3 separate regions of the Mus musculus genome follow, and regions 2 and 3 are each linked to region 1. Evidence: chromatin loops called from intact Hi-C (ENCODE). Cell type or tissue: heart. All regions are shown on one strand. Each heading gives the region's core, and the rest is flanking DNA. Links, peaks and the distances in the headings are about the cores only.

Region 1 (5,939 bases), core at 433-5,432:
TGCTACCTCCCTAAAGTTGTGAGGAAAGGTCTACATGAGAATATTTATTCCGAACAAGAAGAATATGTTTTTAACTTACTATGCTTTTTTTAAACCAAGGAACAGTTAATCCTAAAATTAATCTTCATAGATTATAGACTTGAAAGGAGTTCGGTACACCAACTTCTTGTGTTTTCAGTGTGTGTGCACTGAGAGGGGCAATAAAGAGAGTTCTAATGCAATGTGTTTGGGGGGTGGAGGGTGTCCTGAAATACAACTACATATTCACCACCTCACCCATGCTCCTACCATCTTCCTACTCATTGATCTGGTTACTATGTCTGTGGGTAAATGGGTTTCTCCTCTAAAAGGACAGTCATTTTCATGAACTCTGGTGCAGCTACCTCATGAACCTGAAATCAGGCCACTAATTTAGCAAACAATGATAATCCATTTGTCTCTCTAGTAGAGGTTTCCTACTAGACAGAAAGTAAGAGACCTTAGTTCTATTTGGAGGCCAGAATGTGAAATGTCATTGCCAGCAGAGCCGACAAAGTTAGAAAGGCATGCATGCTCCCTGGAAAGGACCCCAGTGCTTTGCTCTTCAAGTTAAACTACAGATCACCAAATTGACTCTGCAAATGTGGTCAAACTCCCTCCCTCACTCTTCTTTCCATCTTTGTTATTGTTTGTTTTAGAGACAGGGTTTTTCTATGTAGCACTGGCTGTCCTGGAACTCACTCTGTAGACCAGGCTGGCCTCAGACTCACAGAGATTCTCCTGTCCGCCTCTAGAGTGCTGGGATTAAAGGCTTGTACTACCACTGCCTATTCTTTCCTATTCCTTCCTTCCTTCCTTCCTTCCCTCCCCTTCTCTTCTTTCTTCTCTTGTAGCTTGCCCTTCCTTCCCTTCCTCACTCTTTCTTCTTACTGTGTACACAGGCATGATGCAAACATAGCTCAATTGGGGTTGTAGGGAAAAAATAAAATAACTGAATGTTGAAATGTAATTTCTTTATTTGGCCTTCCCCTAGAAAGTGACATTTGAGTTGAATCTAAAGCTACCAGGAAATGGCCATGTAGAAGAGGAAGAGAGAGCTTGACAATATTAGGTAATGGCTATGTCCACTAAGTTCACAGATATTTGGCTCTTTGTACCACATTGCACATTCCCAGGCTTTGGGACTGCATTTGATTGCTTTGAGAATTCAGTATATTTCTTCTGTTTGTTCCCAGGTACCTAACAGGGGCCAAATCAATGATAGCTGAAGGTGGGGGTGGGGGTGTCATCACAGGGCTCAGGGACCTACTGGGGTCTTAGGAGTAGTTTGTGCTCACTACAATTACCTGTTATCTCTCATCCCATGGAGCAAGATCTGACTTGTGCGGCCAACCCAGGCTTGCTCAGAGACAGAAGGCTGTGACTGTGGGGAACTCCTCAGAATAGGTGGCCTTGGAACAGAGCCTCCTTTCTAACCAGGAAACACTTGGCTCCCCTACACTCATCTAGCCTCATAAAGGTTGGTCCTAAACATAGGGTTTGCAGACCCTGCTCTGGAGGTGAGCCCTACTCCCTTGAAGCCTGGCAGCCTTCACAGAGCGCTGAGCTCATTGGGGGGGCGGGGGGCGCGGCGTCGCTAGCACTTGAGCGGGGCACTTGAGCTCGTGGCGAGCCCCGCACCCACTCCCTGCCCCCAGCTCCCGGGCGATTTTTACCAATTAAGGCTTTCTTGCCGGGCCGGGCGCGGGGCGGGCGTGGGGCGGGGATGCAGCTAACAAGAAGGCGGGAGGCAGCGGCTCATTCGCGTGGAGGCGCGCAGCGCGCAGCGGACGCCAGTGGAGCTCTGAGGCTTCCGGCGCGGGCGCGAAGAGCTGGGCGCCACCCGGCGGTTAGAGGGACAGCAGGTGAGGGCTCTGTGGTCAGCTCCACGCCAGATAGTCTCCAGATAGTGGATGCAAGGCTCCTGAGCTGGGAAGAGGTCTGGAAAGCGAGAGGCCAAGACCAGGAGCAGGTTGGGTGTGGACTCAGGTCCCAGGCATTGCGTTGGTGTCCAGAGATAGCCTTGCATAGTTTACCACAAACTTATTGTGTCTATGTCCAGGAATCCAGGAACTCGAGCCTATGGGGGGAGTCCTTGAAAAGGGGGCTAGTATCTGAGCGTTTGGCAAGAGATGGGTACAGGCATGGGTGCCCATAAACTGGTCATTGTGTACCTATCCCGGAAAGGTCTTTTAAGACTAGTACCCTGATTAGGATAAGGGTGAGTGACAACTTGGAAGGACACTTTTTAGTCAGTGTCAAACGTGGACACAAGAGAGATGAAACAAGGGTGGATACAAGAGTCCTCTGCTGGTTTGGCTATGGGGAGCTGATTCCAGGGCTGTGGCAGGGGCATGGCCAACTAGATTTTTCAGTCTGGGTTTTGGGTCCTGTCTCAGGTTGGTTATGCTTATGTCATTGACGGCCAGGACATAAGCATCAGCATTCCTAGATACCAAAGTCAGACTGGGGCCAGAAAAAGTGGGTGGAATCCACCCGCAGTCAATTGCAGCTCCAGTTTGGCCAAGGTGTGAGCTCAGGAAATCACTGTTCTCTTCTGCCACACCTGGATTTGCTTTAAGGGAACTGGTCTCACTTTGGGGATTTTCTGTTTCCTTCCCTCCTGGCGCCCCCTGGCTACACAGGTCTAGAAATAGCTCTTCAGGATCCCAGTATAGCTGGTGGGCTTGGGCCTATAGTTCCCTGTGGGAGGGCCTGGTCTGGGGTCTGAGAGGAGTGGGGTGGGGAGGTGGGCGGGGTGTGTCTACCATCCAAGAATCTACTCCAAATAAGGGAAAATATGAAAGAGCTGGATTTTGGCTTCCTGGGGCTGCCTCATCTGGATCTTTGGGATGGAGCGACATCTGGTGGTGGCACTTGTGCACTCTAAGGCTAGGACACCCCCCCCCATTTCCTCTTTTCCCCCTAAATAGCCAAATCATAGGGCTGGAAGCTAGGAAACTCAAGTTCTTTGTGCTCTATTACTATGATTCAGTTTTCCTTGTTCTCTGTACATTAATGAACTCATGTGATCCAGCCAAATGGCATTGAATGAAAAATCATGTATTAATGCAATTCCGTACATGGGGCTTTGCTCTCCAGTAGATCAGGGGGACCAAAAATATTACCCTAATTGTGTCTTGAATAACATGGCTGGAAGTTTCCATTTGGGTTATCCCTGCACAGTTCTGCCATCATGTCCCCCAACTCAACCTTTGGCTCACTTGGTGCAGATATTTATGCAGGTGACTGGAGGTAGAATGGGGGGGAGGGATTCTGTACTGAAAATGTTATTTGACTGGCGATATCATAGACAATCTCAAGATGACTATGCTGAAAGGTTCTGCCCATTGTGATCAAAGCCCTATCATAGCCCTACCACAGGCAATGAAGACACTCCAGGCTGTGGGAGAGTCAACCATATTTGGGCATGACATGTTGGTCAACCCAAGGCCTCTTTCAGCCACTGGTCTTTATCTATCTATCTATCTATCTATCTATCTATCTATCTAATTAATTTTATGTGCATAATTTTGCCTGCATTCATGTCTGTGTGAAGGTGTCATATTCCCTGGAGCTAGAGTTACAGACAGTTGTAAGCTTTCATATGGGTGCTGGGAATTGAATCTGGGTCCTCTGAAAGAGCAGCCACTGCTCTTAACCACAGAGCCATCTCTCCAGCCCCGGCGGCCACTGGTCTTAGAATTGAGAAGTAGGGACAGAAGCCTGTCTTTCTGGAAAAACAATTTAACATTCTGGAGAGGCTTGAAGTACAGAGTAAGTAGATGGAAAAGTCTACCACGGGAAAGACATAGGTAAGATGAATCCCCTTAACTAAAGAGGATGGTTGGGAGTATCCCCTACAGTTTTCTTTTTCTGTATCTTCGCTCCTTTCTGTCCCAGCACAGCATCCTCATCACTATCTCCAGAGAATATCTATCATTAAATTAACTTTTAGTGAGTAGCTTCACACTACTTAGGGAACACACTCAGGCTCCTTAGCAAGCCTTGATGTCTGGTGACTCTCCTTTCTTCAGTAATCTGGGACCCTCTCCCTGAGCCCCTCCACATCTCTAGGGTCACAGCAAGGCTTGGGACTGTTCAGCCAGAGAAGACCTCTCCCCCCAGAATTCCTCAGGGCCCAAGGTAGAACAGTGAGTATGGCAGGTACAAGGTGTACAGATCTACATGCATCACAGGGCAGGCAGGCAGGCAGGCAGGCAGGCGCCCTCTGATTGTGTGCATTGGCATACCCTGGACCTTTGGAAAGCTGCTTGATCCTGTAGTGCTGGTGGCCACTTGGCCCAGTGCTGGCCCCATTTCCTCGCGGATGGAACTAGGCAGTAGAGAAGACGACGGTGGGAATGGGCCTGTGCAGGTGTGCAGGCCAGGGTCATGGAGACTGGGAAGACCAAAGGAGATGGGTAGGGAGTGCCAGGGCTCTGTGGGTGTCTATGTTAGGTGATGAGAGCCCTGTCTGACAGCATACAAAGAGCTCTCAGCAGCGTTAGGCGCTCTGGAAGGGTTCGCTCACAGGATTGCTTTACTCTGCTGTGGATCACACTGTGGCTGAGAACCCTAAGCTCGGGAAGAATAGAGAATGTAGAAGAGGGTACAGGGTCAGGGCGGAGCCCAAGTGATACCGGGACATTATTCGCTCCGCCTTCTGCAGGGACCTTGGGGAAAGAAAGTCCCTTGTAAGGGTGTGCCTGCTGGAGCTGAGCAATTCTGTGACAGAATTGCTCAAGCGTTCCTAGATCTGGGGTCCGTTTCCTGTAGTACTGTAGCGGATGTTGCCAGACCTTTTTGTGCTCTTTGGGGCTCAAAGACCCTTTCTGAAGCAGCGGGGCTGAGTTGCTTTTGGCGGAGTGCAGAGGCAGCTTCGGGGGATGGGGGCGGGGGGCGTTGTGGGGCATTCCAACGGGAGGGGCGAGGTGGGGCGGGCGCGGCCCAGAAGCCCCACCCAGAGGCTCCGCCCCCAAGGAAACTTTGCCTCTGGCTCCGCCTTTCGCATACATTTAAAGGGCTCGCTCTTTCCGCAGTGCAACCTCTGTTCTGTGCCTCGTCGTTCATGCTCGGAGGTGCCTACTGCTTTAATTAAAGGGCCGTCCCATCGGCGAAGCTGCAGCACCGCCCCTCCGTTCCTCGCGCCTCAAAATGAGTAGCTCTCACTCCCGCTGTGGCCAGAGTGCGGCGGTTGCGTCTCCGGGAGGCAGTATCGATTCACGGGACGCGGAGATGCCGGCTACCGAAAAAGACCTAGCAGAAGATGCACCGTGGAAGAAAATTCAGCAGAACACATTCACCCGCTGGTGCAATGAGCACCTTAAGTGCGTAAGCAAGCGCATCGCCAATCTGCAGACGGACCTGAGCGATGGGTTGCGGCTCATCGCGCTGCTCGAGGTACTCAGCCAGAAGAAAATGCACCGCAAGCACAACCAAAGACCCACTTTCCGCCAGATGCAGCTCGAAAATGTGTCGGTGGCGCTTGAATTCCTGGACCGTGAGAGCATCAAGCTCGTGTCCATAGGTGAGGGCACGGGCTACACTGGGGCGCTGAGTGGGTGCGGGCGTGGTCGCAACAAATTCTTCCTTTCTTCTCCTCTAGAGTCTCTCCTAGTTGTCTTCCCTAGCTGCTGCACACAACCAAGGCTACCACTAGGCCCCTTAGCCGCCTTGTTCTTTGAGGTCCTCGAGAACAAAAGGCTGGCCTGGCGAGCATGCGAACCGCTACGCGCCCCCGCCCGCAGCGCCTTGCTGGCCTGCTCCCAGGCTGAGCTCACATCCTCTGTAGGCCGCGCCCCCAACGCTGCACCCGAGGTGGGACAGGCACAGACTAGGCTTCTGCCTCTGAGAGCCGCACCCCATCCCTGGGATACCCATGCTTTCCACCTACAACAATTTTAAAAGTACCCTTCTAG
Region 2 (5,939 bases), core at 363-5,362, 56 kb before region 1:
CCCTTATATACAAAGCTGCCCTCTACCACCTTGAAGTCCAGATATCGAGTCACTTCTGTATATAGTAGCATCTTTACCAGCTGACCTGTGTCCAGAGGAAATAAGGGACATTGTTGTGTTTTCCTTCAAAAACTCTCAGTAGTCTGACTGACCATATTCTTGAGATTGACCAATCTCTCCCCACTCCGTCTTCCCACTCACCACCCCCAAAACCATATACAGCATCTTTTTAATCTCTCTCACCATTGGCCATGAGGAATTTGGGGATCAAGTCAACATTCCAGTCTCGGCCCCGGCCCATTGATTCAGGGGGCCCTTCCAGTATCTGAAAGCGCTTATATAGCTGTAAGCAGGACAGGAAAGAAAGAAAAATGTCAAGGACCTGTCGCCCTTTCCCACTCTCCTGCCCAGTACCTGAGAATTACTTCGCCCCCTTATACCTATGTGGAAGACTAACAAGGATCTGGGTCTAAGCCCAGGTCTAAGAATAAGAAATCTTACCTCCTCCAGGGGTGTGATGGAAGAGCTCTCACCCCCATAGTAGGGGTTTCGGTCCATGTGCAGCACCTTCTTTCCATTCACAGACATGATGCCAGACAGGATGCATTCCTGGGGAAGGAGTGACATTTGCAGCTATACCCCATAACCCTCCAACTTGCTTCATGCCCACCACCAATTTTATAATGCAGCTCTTTTCAGTGCCTAAAACTGGGGAGGAGAAGATGGCTTCATATGATGTTTCCTTTACAACCCTGCTGAGTAAACTACTGGAGCATTAAAGGAGGTTTGGGGGGCAGAGCTTTCAGCTTCCAAGTCTTCCAGCATCAACAAGCCAAGAGAAGTATCTACTTCTCTGAGCCCACAAAAAGACAATGAGTCTACAAGAAGAACCAATTCAAAGGACCTTTGAAAGAGAAGGCCAAGTCCTTGAAATCCCAGGCCCCACCCTGCTCCTCCTTCAAAGGGCAGGAGCCCCTGACTCTCTTCTGGCCCTATCCACTGGTCTAGACTCAGGGTTCAAACTAAAAAGATTTAGGCCGGGGGTGGGGGTTGGGGGGGGCGGGGGCAGGGAAGAGACAAACACCCTCACCAGTCAGTCACTAACCCAAGGACAAAGGCTGAGGATATATATTCAGTCTGAGATCTCCATGGGAAACCAAGTTGGGGCAGAGGTAAAGTGGTCACTACCCCCCCCCCACACCCCCCACACACACACTCCTGCTGTCTCTGGAACATTCCATGGGTTTCCTATCCCATCCCAAAAAGCAGAAAAGCATGATGAGGGCCCACCCTTGTAATGTCCCCATACCCATCTTCATATTCCATCCCCTAGTTTGATCACAAGATGGTAAGGGATGCTAATCAAGGCCTTGGAGCAGGTGATGAGTTCAGGCAAAGGGTGGGGGCTGGGTGCAATGGTTCCACTGTGTGTGTGGGGGGGTGAGTTTTCCACCTCGGTGATAGAGATAGGGAAGAATAGGGGTCTGAGGTTAAGTACTAGAGTGCAGGAACACAGGACAAAGTGGGGCCCTCTACAGAGAATTGGGAACTGGAATCGACATCCTAGGGTGAGGTAGTGGGTTGGGCATGGGGTTGGTTTTCCCAGGGCTGGAGCTAGGATGATGGGAGGATGGATCGGATACCGGACTCTGCATCAATGCGGGATGGAGTGGGGTGGGGAGGGATGGCGTGGGGTGGGGAGGGATGGCATGATGCAGGGCTATGAGAGCCTGAAGTGGCACTTACGGTAAGACCTGTCCCCAGCACAATCACATCGTATTCCTCATCCATGATCAGGCCTTGGTACCAGCGTCCGCTCTGCTCCTCCTCCTTCACCACAGCAGCCGCTACCACTACCTCTACTATTGCTACTGCTGCTACTGCCGCTGCTGCTGCTGCCCCTGCCGCTGCTTCTGTCACTGCCGCCGCACTGAACCAAAGATGGCGTCTGTCGGTTGTCTCCTGATCCCTACGCAGCGTTAATGAGTCCCTCTCTCTCTCCGCTGGCCCCGCCCCGCCCAACCAGTCATCATTTCCTTGCTTGTTTTCTGGGAGGGCTTCTGTCACCTGGGTCCCAGCACCAGAATGACTGCAGGGGTTATCGGGGCTCTTCGTGAGCCCAGAAAAATACGGGGCGGGGCAGGCCGGCAGCAGGTGCTGAGTCCTCCGAAAGATCCTTGCGCGGGAGCCGCGCGCGCCCCGCCCCGCCCCGCGCGCTCCCGTACCGCCCCCTGGGAGAAACACAAGGTATGGAAGCCCTGCTGTGTGTTGTTGCACAGTAGCGGAGCTACCATTGTCAGGATTCCTCCCAAGGCCAGGAAAAGTAACAAGCCTCTACTCTAAGTAGGTTTGTTAAGAGTATCAGCTTACTGAAGACCCTCCCACCCTTCCTCTCTCACCTCTTGCATGACTGGACTACATCTGAGCACTTCTTCCCTTCAGTCAAGAAAAAAAAATCTACTGTTCAGTGCAGAAATGAGTGACACGAAGCCCAACACAAGGCAACACGTCTTTATTTTATTAGGAAGGAAACAACAGAGCAACCCCCCACACACACCTCCGGCCTCTTGACAGGCAGTCTTTATGGGAATAATCCAGAAACCCAGTGAGCACACTTTGTTCACCAATCCTCGTGATGGTTTCTTCCTTCCCAGGCCACAGAAATAAACCCCAGTGTACCACTCACTCTTAACACATCACCCCTCCCCCCCAAAAAACATAACAGCTAAGCTGGACAGACAGTCAAGTAGTCTTTCCACACCTCGCAAATTCAAGGAACCTCAAGTTCATGGCTGTTGCTGGAAGCTCCATAAAGCTTGGGGAGTGAGCATTTACTACACAAAAGCACTATAAACAGCAAGGAATAATAGCAGAGGGGCAAGAATAAATAAGGAGAGAGGGTAAAGGGGAGACCCTAGAATTAAGGTCCCTTCCCCTCTTGATGATGAAGCCTGGAAGATTTATCTAATATCTATGAAGAATACACTTTGTTGGTAGAGATGGGGGATAGCCACAGGGGAGTCCCTCTCCGGGTTAAAGAGGAAGCAAGAGAGACTGAGGGTGGCGTATGTAGGGTTCATGCTATAGTAGGAAGAGGACAAACCTTTCCATCCACTGTGTCACAAAACAGAAACATGACAACCTAGACACCAATACTCCCTCAATTCCTCTCAGGTGTATGTCACACAATCTGGGTCAAAGTGATGGTGGGGCCCTTGTGGTCATCAAAGCGATCCATGGTCTTTAGGCTGAGTATCATGTGCAGACCATAGGTGAATATGAAAAGCATGAAGAGGGTGGTGAGCAGACCCATCCAGATGCCCGGAGAGAAGAAACCAGCACAGTCGCTAGCATAGGAGAACTGTTCACCAGTCACATTGAAGGCCTGGATCTAGGAGACACATTGACATGGATCAGATGGTTCCACAAGGTTCCACACACAGTAAGAGCTGGGATTCTGGAATCAATGAATAATCTATACCTTCAGAGACTGCACAAGGCTGGAACTCTCAGCTACATGCTCAAACCATACTGAGATTCTCTGGGCCCTTCTTCCCTCCCCTTACTGCCACCAGCTTGGGGCCCATCACCCTTTCAATACCTGGAAGTTATGAAGAGTCATCTGCCAGACTGAGGGCACGTTGGTCACAAGGAGATTGCCTTTCTTGCTCACACTGCTGACGTACTCACAGTGGAAAGAATAGATGCTAGGTCCTGTGACTTGGGAAACATTGAAATGGGCAACAGAGCCATTGCTGTGGATTTCAAGTCGTTCCATGGCAAACCAATATCGGGCAGACACTGGATAGAAGCGACTAGCCAGAATGAACCTGGGAGGCAGGGGATGCAGAGATGTCAGATGAACAGAACAGAGTGAAGACACGCCAGCCCTGACAAACTTCAGCCAACAGAACTTACTTGAATGTCACTGTTGCACCAAAGAGTGGCTCATAGGTCAGTGAAAGCCTATGGAACAAGGCAGAGGAGTACTGTCAGGCTCTAGAAGGATCTTAAGAAGGTCCTCATCAGGTTGGCTCCAACCTAAGCTGCCCTAGATCCATCCTTATAGTCACCTGCCAATACAGTGTCCCCATTTACCATATGGGAAAAGTAAAGTTCCAGTCATAAGCAAATCAGGAGCAGTTGTGAAACAATTAGGTTTCACATCTCCAACTTAGGATTCCTTCCTCTGGTTCCTAGGCCTCCTTCTTGGGGTTATTCAGCTGCCTGCTGAGGTTTCAAGGGTAGGAAACCTAGGACTGGTTTTAACAGTTGGTTTGATATTTGCCTACATGCAGTCCCAGGGGTTGGGTTCAAAAACGGTCCAGGATCCCAAGGGACTATGTGGTAATAAAAGCTCAGGACCCAACAACCAATACCTAAAAAAACATGAGAAGGCCAAACTCTTAAGAGGCTCCCTCACCAGTAACCTCCCAGCAATATCACCCTGCGATACTGTGACATCTATGTCCTTGGTGAACATACCACACAAACATAATCCCACATCCTTGTCCTGTACTGAGCTCACAGTGACAGGAAGACCATGTGTGATAGGATAGCCCTTCCTTCTCTTCCTATAACCCTTACATGGCAAAGGAGTCATTCCAGAAGGAGCCGGTCAAGTTAAGATTCTCCACACCAAAGGTGAGGGAGGTCAAGTCTTTCCACTCGTCTTTGTATGCCACAGAGAAGTTTTGTGCCCAAAACAGGATCCTTGGGGCAGTGTCATTGTAACTCACAGGAGGATGGATCGCAGGAGATGCCACCTGAGTCTGAAGCAGCTGGCGACCTAGACCCCCAGCCACCATGGTTATATCACGGGCCACCTGTAGAAACATCCAACAAGCCTTCTCTCAACAGCCCTAAAAACAAAACCTAATCCACTGGACTGGTATTCCTTCCCCACTGGTTACCCTGTATACCATCTGAAAGTCCCTAGACCTGATATTCCATCTCCCTAAACTAACAATCACACTGCCCAAAGTGGCTCATAAGCAAAATGAAAAAAGGCACCATGGATGGAGGAAGCAATCCTCTGTCCATTAATCCCCCAAACTGAAGCCTCCTGAGAGATCCTGCCTGTGACATACCCCTTCATCTCTAGTCACACTCACCACATTGCCTCACACCCTCATTCCCCAGGGCCCCTGCTAGAAGAGTACATACTCTAGAAGGGCGGACTGCAGTAAGAGCTGCGGTGTAAGGGACATCTTCAGACTTGAGTGTGCTCAGTACCTGTCCGATGACCTCATCTGAAGAGTGACAAGAGAACAGAGAGCCAAGTCACTAGGTAGCTTGCTTAGAGAAATACTACCCATTGTCTGATTCAGAGACCTTCTAGACTATGAGAATTCAGTGCTGTTAGTTTCCACTGAGGACCTCTAAAAAACAGGTATTTCTCCTTCTACATACTCTGCCAGTCTCTCTGGGGACAATTGTAGCTCTCTGATGGCAAGCTAAACCTAAGTAAACAGAACATATAGTGATACAGAGAACTCAAAATCTACACAGCAGATGGGACTGTCCTTTACCACAAAGAAGTACTTTGCATAATGTTACTGGTCTATTAAATACAGAGATTCATTGTACTTGTACAAAAACTAGATTTTGGAGCTCTTGCACAGGGGGTCATAAGGCACTTGGATATCTCTGTCAGGTGGGGCTGACTACAGAAGAACATGGCCAAGCAGCCAGCCACGATGTACTTGCTCAGCTGTCAGCCACTCTGAGAAACGGGGACAACCTTGTGGTAAGGAGAAACCAGTTCTATTTTCCTGGCCCAAGGGCAAAATGGGGACATAAATTTTCCAGTAACACACTCACCGTTACCTGTGAGGACCTCCCTGGGCGCCATCAGACCGGAGCTATGGATAAAAAAAGTGAGAGGCCCACAGGTTGCTCTGCTCTCAAATCCAAATAGCTTGCCTGGATCAGTTCTC
Region 3 (5,939 bases), core at 363-5,362, 140 kb before region 1:
AAGCACCAAGTATAGACGTGGTGCACAGACATACACGCAGGCAAAACAGCCATGCACATAAAATAAAACAAATAAAATAAATTTAAAATTTAAAAATTAATAAAATTTATCTGTCAAATGTTGAAAATGTGGACTAGAGCCAGATATGCTGTCATATCCTATAATCCCAGCATTTAAGAAACAGAGACAGGGGGGCTGGAGAGATGGCTCAGCGGTTAAGAGCGCCGACTGCTCTTCCAAAGGTTCTGAGTTCAAATCCCAGCAACCACATGGTGGCTCACAACCATCCGTAATGAGATCTGGTGCCCTGTTCTGGAGTGTCTGAAGACAGCTACAGTGTATACAATAAATAAATAAATAAATAAATAAATAAATAAAAAGAAACAGAGACAGGAGAACATGGAGTTCAAGGTTATCTTTGCATGCACAGTAAGTGTGAGCCTTTTTGTGTTCACTTCACTCTGATTTCATTACATGTATTTAAAGTTAGTGTGCATGTGTGCAGATACAGGTGTCATAGTGAAGAGACACAAGGTAACCCACCCTTGTCTCTGTGCGCTGAGTCTCTCACTCCCTAGTCCCCATGCCAAGTTAAACAGCCAGCACTCCCACCTTGGTGCAGATGTCCCCTACCTTTGAAGGAGGCAGAAAATTAATGCCCTTGAAGTGATAAGGCTCCCATTCTTGAGCTATCAGAAAGAGGCAACCGAGTGTTCCCAGACAGCTATGGCCAGCTTGTAAAAATACACTAGCCTCTGATTACAGAATGAGTTATTTCTCCCCAGGTCAAAAAGATCCTTTTCCAGATGTATCAAACAAACATCAGTTTTGAAGGATAGCATTCCTTTACTGCCTATCATGTAATGCCAAGACTTGAATGCCCCAGCTTATGCATCTCATTCATATATATATATGTGAATATAATTTAACCATTTAATTGTATTTTTTCCAAGACAGGGTTTTTCTATGTAGCCCTGGTTGTCCTAGAACTCACTCTGTAGACCAGGCTAGCCTCAAACTCACAGAGATTCACCTGCCCCTGTCTCCAGAATACTGGGATTAAAGGCATGTGCCACCATCCCTAGCTTTAATTGTCCATTTTAAATGATAAAGGGCTGAGGTTTTGTGTCAGCCATAAGGCATATGTATGTCAAAAGCCATAAATTTAATTTTCAGAACACACACACACAAAGTCCTGGAGAAAATAGACTGAAAGTTTGTCCCATGAGTCATAAAAGACCTGGATCTCCACCTATAATCCCAGAACTAAGTAGGTATAAGCAAGAGGTCCAAGGACATCCTTGGAAACATAGTGAGTTAAAGAATATACGAAATTCCCATCTCAAAAAATATGTAGCAGGACTGGGTGTGTTAGCATACGCCTTTAATTCCATCATTCAGAAGGCATTTAATTCCATCATTCTGTACATTTGAGGCCAGCCTGGTCTACAGATGCCCTTGACCACAAGCATTGGAGAGTGCCTATGAGGAAGTACTCAGTCAATATGGAAACTACTGTATTCTTTTTTTTTTAATATTCATTTTGTTGTTGTTGCTGTTACTATTTTATCTTTACTTAATGTTTTATTTTAAAAATTAATTATTATTTGTGTGTGTGTGTGGAGGAGGAGGAGGAGGAAGAGGAGGAAGAGATCAGAGAGGTGCCAGATCCCCTGAAGCGGTTGTGAGCTGCCTTATGTGAGTGTAAGGAATCCAGCCCGGGTATCCTGCAAGAACAGTATGTGCCCTTAACCACTGAGTCATCTCTCCAGCTTCCTACAATTTTTGAAATTTTATTTTTTTTATATAAGTGGTTTCCCTACATGTACCACATGTGGTACGTGTACCACATGCATGCCTGGCGCCTGAGATGGTCAGAATAAGACATCAGATTCCCTGAGACAGGTTTCATGCAGCTAAGGCTGACCTCAAAGTTGCTAAGTGGCCGAGGATGCTTTAAACCCTTTATCCTCCTCTCCCGTCTCCACTTTCCAAGTGCTGAGATTACAAGTGTAACCAAATTGAAAACGCTATCATCTAACCAAAACAGTGCTTCTGTAAACTTTTCTGTATTTTGGAGCATTATGGAAGTGGGGTGGAGTTCCTGTAAGTAAGACCATTGGGTCAAAGGACAGGAATGCAGCTGCCTGAGACACAGATAGATCCAGCTTAAAAGGACTGGCCCAGCTGCCCTGGCACTGTAGGCGGTCAGGGGAAAAGGCTCAAACATGAGGGTCAGGAGCAATGTTCCAAACATCCCTTCACTGATTGATACATAAAACAGAACGCTCTCACGAAAGAACACTAAGCAGAAAGAAAGCAACCAAAGGCTCAGGTTTACCTCCGCATGTGCTTCTGAACCGTCCATGCTCTTAAAGAACACATATCAACCTTAAGTCATTATCTGTGTCCCCGCATCCATCCTCTTATGAGCCATGAAAGCTCTGATATCAAGTCACAATCGGAGCTTCAGCTCATCAAATATAGAAATAGATCGCTCACCTAAGAGGACGTGTGGAGGAAGTGGGAATGGGGGCTCTGGTGTTTTATGCCCGTAATTCCAACATTTGAGAGCCTGAAGCAGGTGAATCGCTCCAAGTTTGAGAACAGCCTGGGTTACATAGAGTTAAGCAAACATGAACTGTAAAGTGTATAGTACCTCAAAGTCTAGAAGGAGATTTCATCTTGAAGCAGTGACACTGTAGGAAGCTAGGCGGCTCAGCTTTAGCACAAGAGGAGTGCACAGCCACACTCGGCACCTCCCACCCAGCCTCTGGAGGAGAGGGAGGAGGCCGGTCTGGAGGTGGAGCCTCCGTGAGGACCTGCGGACCTACAGCACAGCCTATGGGCCTATGGCGGAGCGACGCCTGTGGGCTGTGGCCTTCTGCGGGCGGCCATTGTCGTGCCTGATAAGCTTTTCTACGTGACTCACTTGCTTCACCTAGCCGGCAGAGCGAGACAACTGGGTAACTCCCTGATCCGGTCTGCTTCTCCCTACACCCAGACAACATCCTTGGCCCGCCCAATCTCTGCCACCAGCCTCGAGCGGATCGACCTGAGCCCCGGGCCTAGCACCGGAGGGATCCGGGTGGAGAAGAATCATTGCTACGCTCCAGTCCTGGAGTCTGTTAGCCAGACTGTGAGGCGCAACGGATTCCTAAGGCTCTCCTGGCCAGGCAGGACTTCTCCCAGCACTCACGAGGAACTGAGCCTGGACTGGTGTTTGGAGGAACAAGTCATAACACCGATCGCTCCCAGCACAGACTTGCCACTGCCCCCACCCCCAAACCTACTCTCTCCTGTTTCATTCCCCCCAGAACCCACAGTTCCCAAACAGTGCACCTGCGGGAGATCTCAACCCAGCTGGAGAAGTGGACATGAGGTTGGCAGGTGGGTGGCTTCCACAGCGAACTGAAGAGAGGCCAGGTGTCCTAGTGCCTGTGTTAGGAGAGGCCTGGGTGGTCACTGGTTTGTTTATTTATTAATGGATGACTGTGCACAAGCACTCATTTTATGAGCAAATTCACCTCTGAGGACTTCAGCTTCCCAAACTATAAGGATTGATTTTATATAGAGAGATAGATATAGATAGATGTTGATAATATATATAATCAATATATATAAGTTAAGGATATATATATATATATATATATATAAAATCTCCAGAGATTGAATGGATGGAGAGGAGTGGATAGTAGAGATAGAGAGATGTAGCCAGAAGAGAACTGACTTAGGTGCCTTTGAGGTTGGGTATGATCTAAGTGGTAGCTCTGCTGTCAGCTGGACTACAAACATGAATGTGCCTTGGAGGGACTGTTTGGGGTGAGAGTAGAATTTGAAAACTGGTAAAGTAGCAGCTTTGTGGATAAGTCCAAATTGGACATTAAGGAACTGGCTGGGAGGATATGAGTTCAAGACAGATCTGGGCTGGAGGTGTAAGGTGTCATTGCTGCATGGTGAAATCTCCCATACAGTATGAAGATGGGAGAAGGCAGCCTGGAAAAGAACACCTTTTGAGGAGAGAGTAATGGAACACAATCTAACCAACAAAGGGAGTCCCAGAGAATGGGGTCAGGAGACAGTACTGTCCTGGAATCTAGTAGTGAAGTGTCAAGAAAGAGCAGTCAGACAATCAGAAATGTGACATCATAAAAGTCATAGGTGGTCTTGTTTGGAAGGTTATTTAGTTGGTGTTATGGGAGCACGACTAGATTGGAAGAATTTTGGGAGAGAGTTGGGGAGTGAGGTAATAGAAATCACAATGTAGATGACTTTTATGTGTATGCTGGGGGATGGAAACCAGGGTCTTATGCATGCTGAGCAAATGCTCTACCACAGAGCTATATCCCAAGCCAGAATATAAATTTTTAAAGAGTTTGGTGGAGAAGAGGAAGATGAAGAATCAAAGAATGAGATTTTTCTTTCAGGAGCTCTGTTTCATCTTTATCTTACTAAGTTAGGACCTGTTGATAATATGAGAGAAAGTGAGATAGAAAGAAGTCTTAGCACAATGTATCTGAGACAGGAGATATCTTGATGGATCCTGAAGCAGGTAGAAGGACTGGTCTTTACAAGGAGTATAGAGCTTCCAACAGAACAAGAGGAAAGGCAAAGCAGATGGGTGAACTGTAAATATTCTGATAATTTCAGAGGCAAGATGCTGAGGTTGGTGCTATGAAACCTTCCCAGAGCATGAGTTCTAAAAGGCACCTCCAAACCTGCTGGGGAGACCCAAACAGAGCAGCCTCAAGGTTTGAACTCACGTTCTTCCGTCTACTAGGAGGAAGTTCAAGCCTCTCTTTTGGGTCTGGTAGATATCGATTGGTCCCCCACCTCCCAATCGTACCATCACTTGTTCCCAAGTAGAAGGGGAGATCTGGTCATGTGAGGTAGTGGGTTATTGCAGATTTTGTTCACTGATGTCTAAGATAGTCCTGCTCTGTGTCTATCCTGCCTGCAGGCCCCCTGCGCATCGTGGCCCTAATCATCATTATGGGTCTCACCTGGATCCTAGTCACCATCCTCCTAGGTGGTCCTGGTGTTGGCCTTCCTCGAATTCAGCAGTTCTTCACCAGTGAGTGTGGGAATCCTCTTGATTCACTATAGAGGCGCCCAATATGGGTTATGGTGGTTGGGTTTCCCATTACCTTCATGGCAGGCTTCCTTTTGCCCTAGGTCTATCTTCTAACACAAATGCATCCTTGTTTCCACGAACCATCCTAGAGAACAACACTCCTAATTGTAACCAATAGAGTGGAAGTTGATAGAGTAAGAGTAAGGAGTGGAAAGGCCTCCATTGATTATTAATCATCTTCGACTTTCCGTTGAGCTCTGAGACACACAAGGGATCTTGCACTTTGTCACTGGTGCCAAGTCACCTAAGCACTATTTACAATTCCAATTCATCCTTTTCCTGAAGCAGGCAGTTTTATATCAGGGCATCATTGAAACTTGAGCGGGGAACATGCCAAGTATAGCCTGACTTGGCCCTGAGTCCCTGAGCCTGGTTGTTCTGCTGGAGGCTCCTGGAGGCCTCCCTGCTAACAGAAAAAACTCTCTACTTACAGGCCCAGAGAACTCAGTGACTGCAGGTAAGCCTCCTGTCCCTTCCCTATTCCCCCCGTACCTGTACTTCAGACTGCCTTTTGTGACACCCCTGCATGCTGTCAGCCAGCCCCACTAGGATCTCCATTCTCTGTCTGGCCTCTCCCAACTAACTATCATAGGCTTCTGGGCTGTAAACCTAATAAATGAGTTAGCCACCATCAGAAGATGAAAGGGGCAGGCATAGGAAAAAAACATTCCCATTCCAAACAAGAGACATTGGGATGAAGCAGGGGCTCATGGTCCTAAGCAAGTCCCAATCATAGCAGGGCAAGTTCTAGATGTCAAGGCCTAAGAAGAAATCTCTATATCATTCTCTAGGCCCACTGAAGTGA

Evidence for each region. A loop is a pair of places that touch in the nucleus more often than their neighbours do. Peaks named below come from ENCODE experiments on the same cell type or tissue, not always from the same donor. Only the 100,000 strongest peaks of a DNase experiment are listed, where the experiment ranks them.
Region 2: it touches region 1 in a loop (3-fold over the local background); 5 of 42 quality-filtered maps call a loop at or near these places.
Region 3: it touches region 1 in a loop (5-fold over the local background); 6 of 42 quality-filtered maps call a loop at or near these places.

The regions. Positions count from the first base shown.
Region 1 is chrX:74,245,673-74,251,611 of GRCm38, reverse strand. It overlaps Flna (filamin, alpha), which reads left to right and starts at 5,078. Exons shown (of 46, transcript NM_010227.3): 1 at 5,078-5,548. The coding sequence starts at 5,176. In heart, for the core only: CTCF peaks have their summits at 1,863 (motif pointing left), 2,629 and 2,831; DNase peaks (open chromatin) are centred at 1,791, 2,781, 4,711 and 5,121; H3K4me3 peaks cover 3,749 bases; H3K27ac peaks cover 3,478 bases.
Region 2 is chrX:74,301,249-74,307,187 of GRCm38, reverse strand. It overlaps Atp6ap1 (ATPase, H+ transporting, lysosomal accessory protein 1), which reads right to left. Exons shown (of 10, transcript NM_018794.4): 5 at 5,824-5,864; 6 at 5,167-5,252; 7 at 4,588-4,826; 8 at 3,919-3,966; 9 at 3,602-3,830; 10 at 2,467-3,391. The coding sequence ends at 3,182. Gdi1 (guanosine diphosphate (GDP) dissociation inhibitor 1) reads right to left here and starts at 2,176. Exons shown (of 11, transcript NM_010273.4): 1 at 1,747-2,176; 2 at 502-609; 3 at 244-343; 4 at 1-85. The coding sequence starts at 1,791. In heart, for the core only: a CTCF peak has its summit at 2,243; DNase peaks (open chromatin) are centred at 1,947 and 2,157; H3K4me3 peaks cover 2,068 bases; H3K27ac peaks cover 1,752 bases.
Region 3 is chrX:74,390,126-74,396,064 of GRCm38, reverse strand. It overlaps Fam3a (family with sequence similarity 3, member A), which reads left to right and starts at 2,791. Exons shown (of 9, transcript NM_025473.4): 1 at 2,791-3,390; 2 at 4,961-5,074; 3 at 5,568-5,591. The coding sequence starts at 3,378. It also overlaps a transcript of Ikbkg not described here. In heart, for the core only: a CTCF peak has its summit at 2,734; a DNase peak (open chromatin) is centred at 2,824; H3K4me3 peaks cover 1,488 bases; H3K27ac peaks cover 1,331 bases.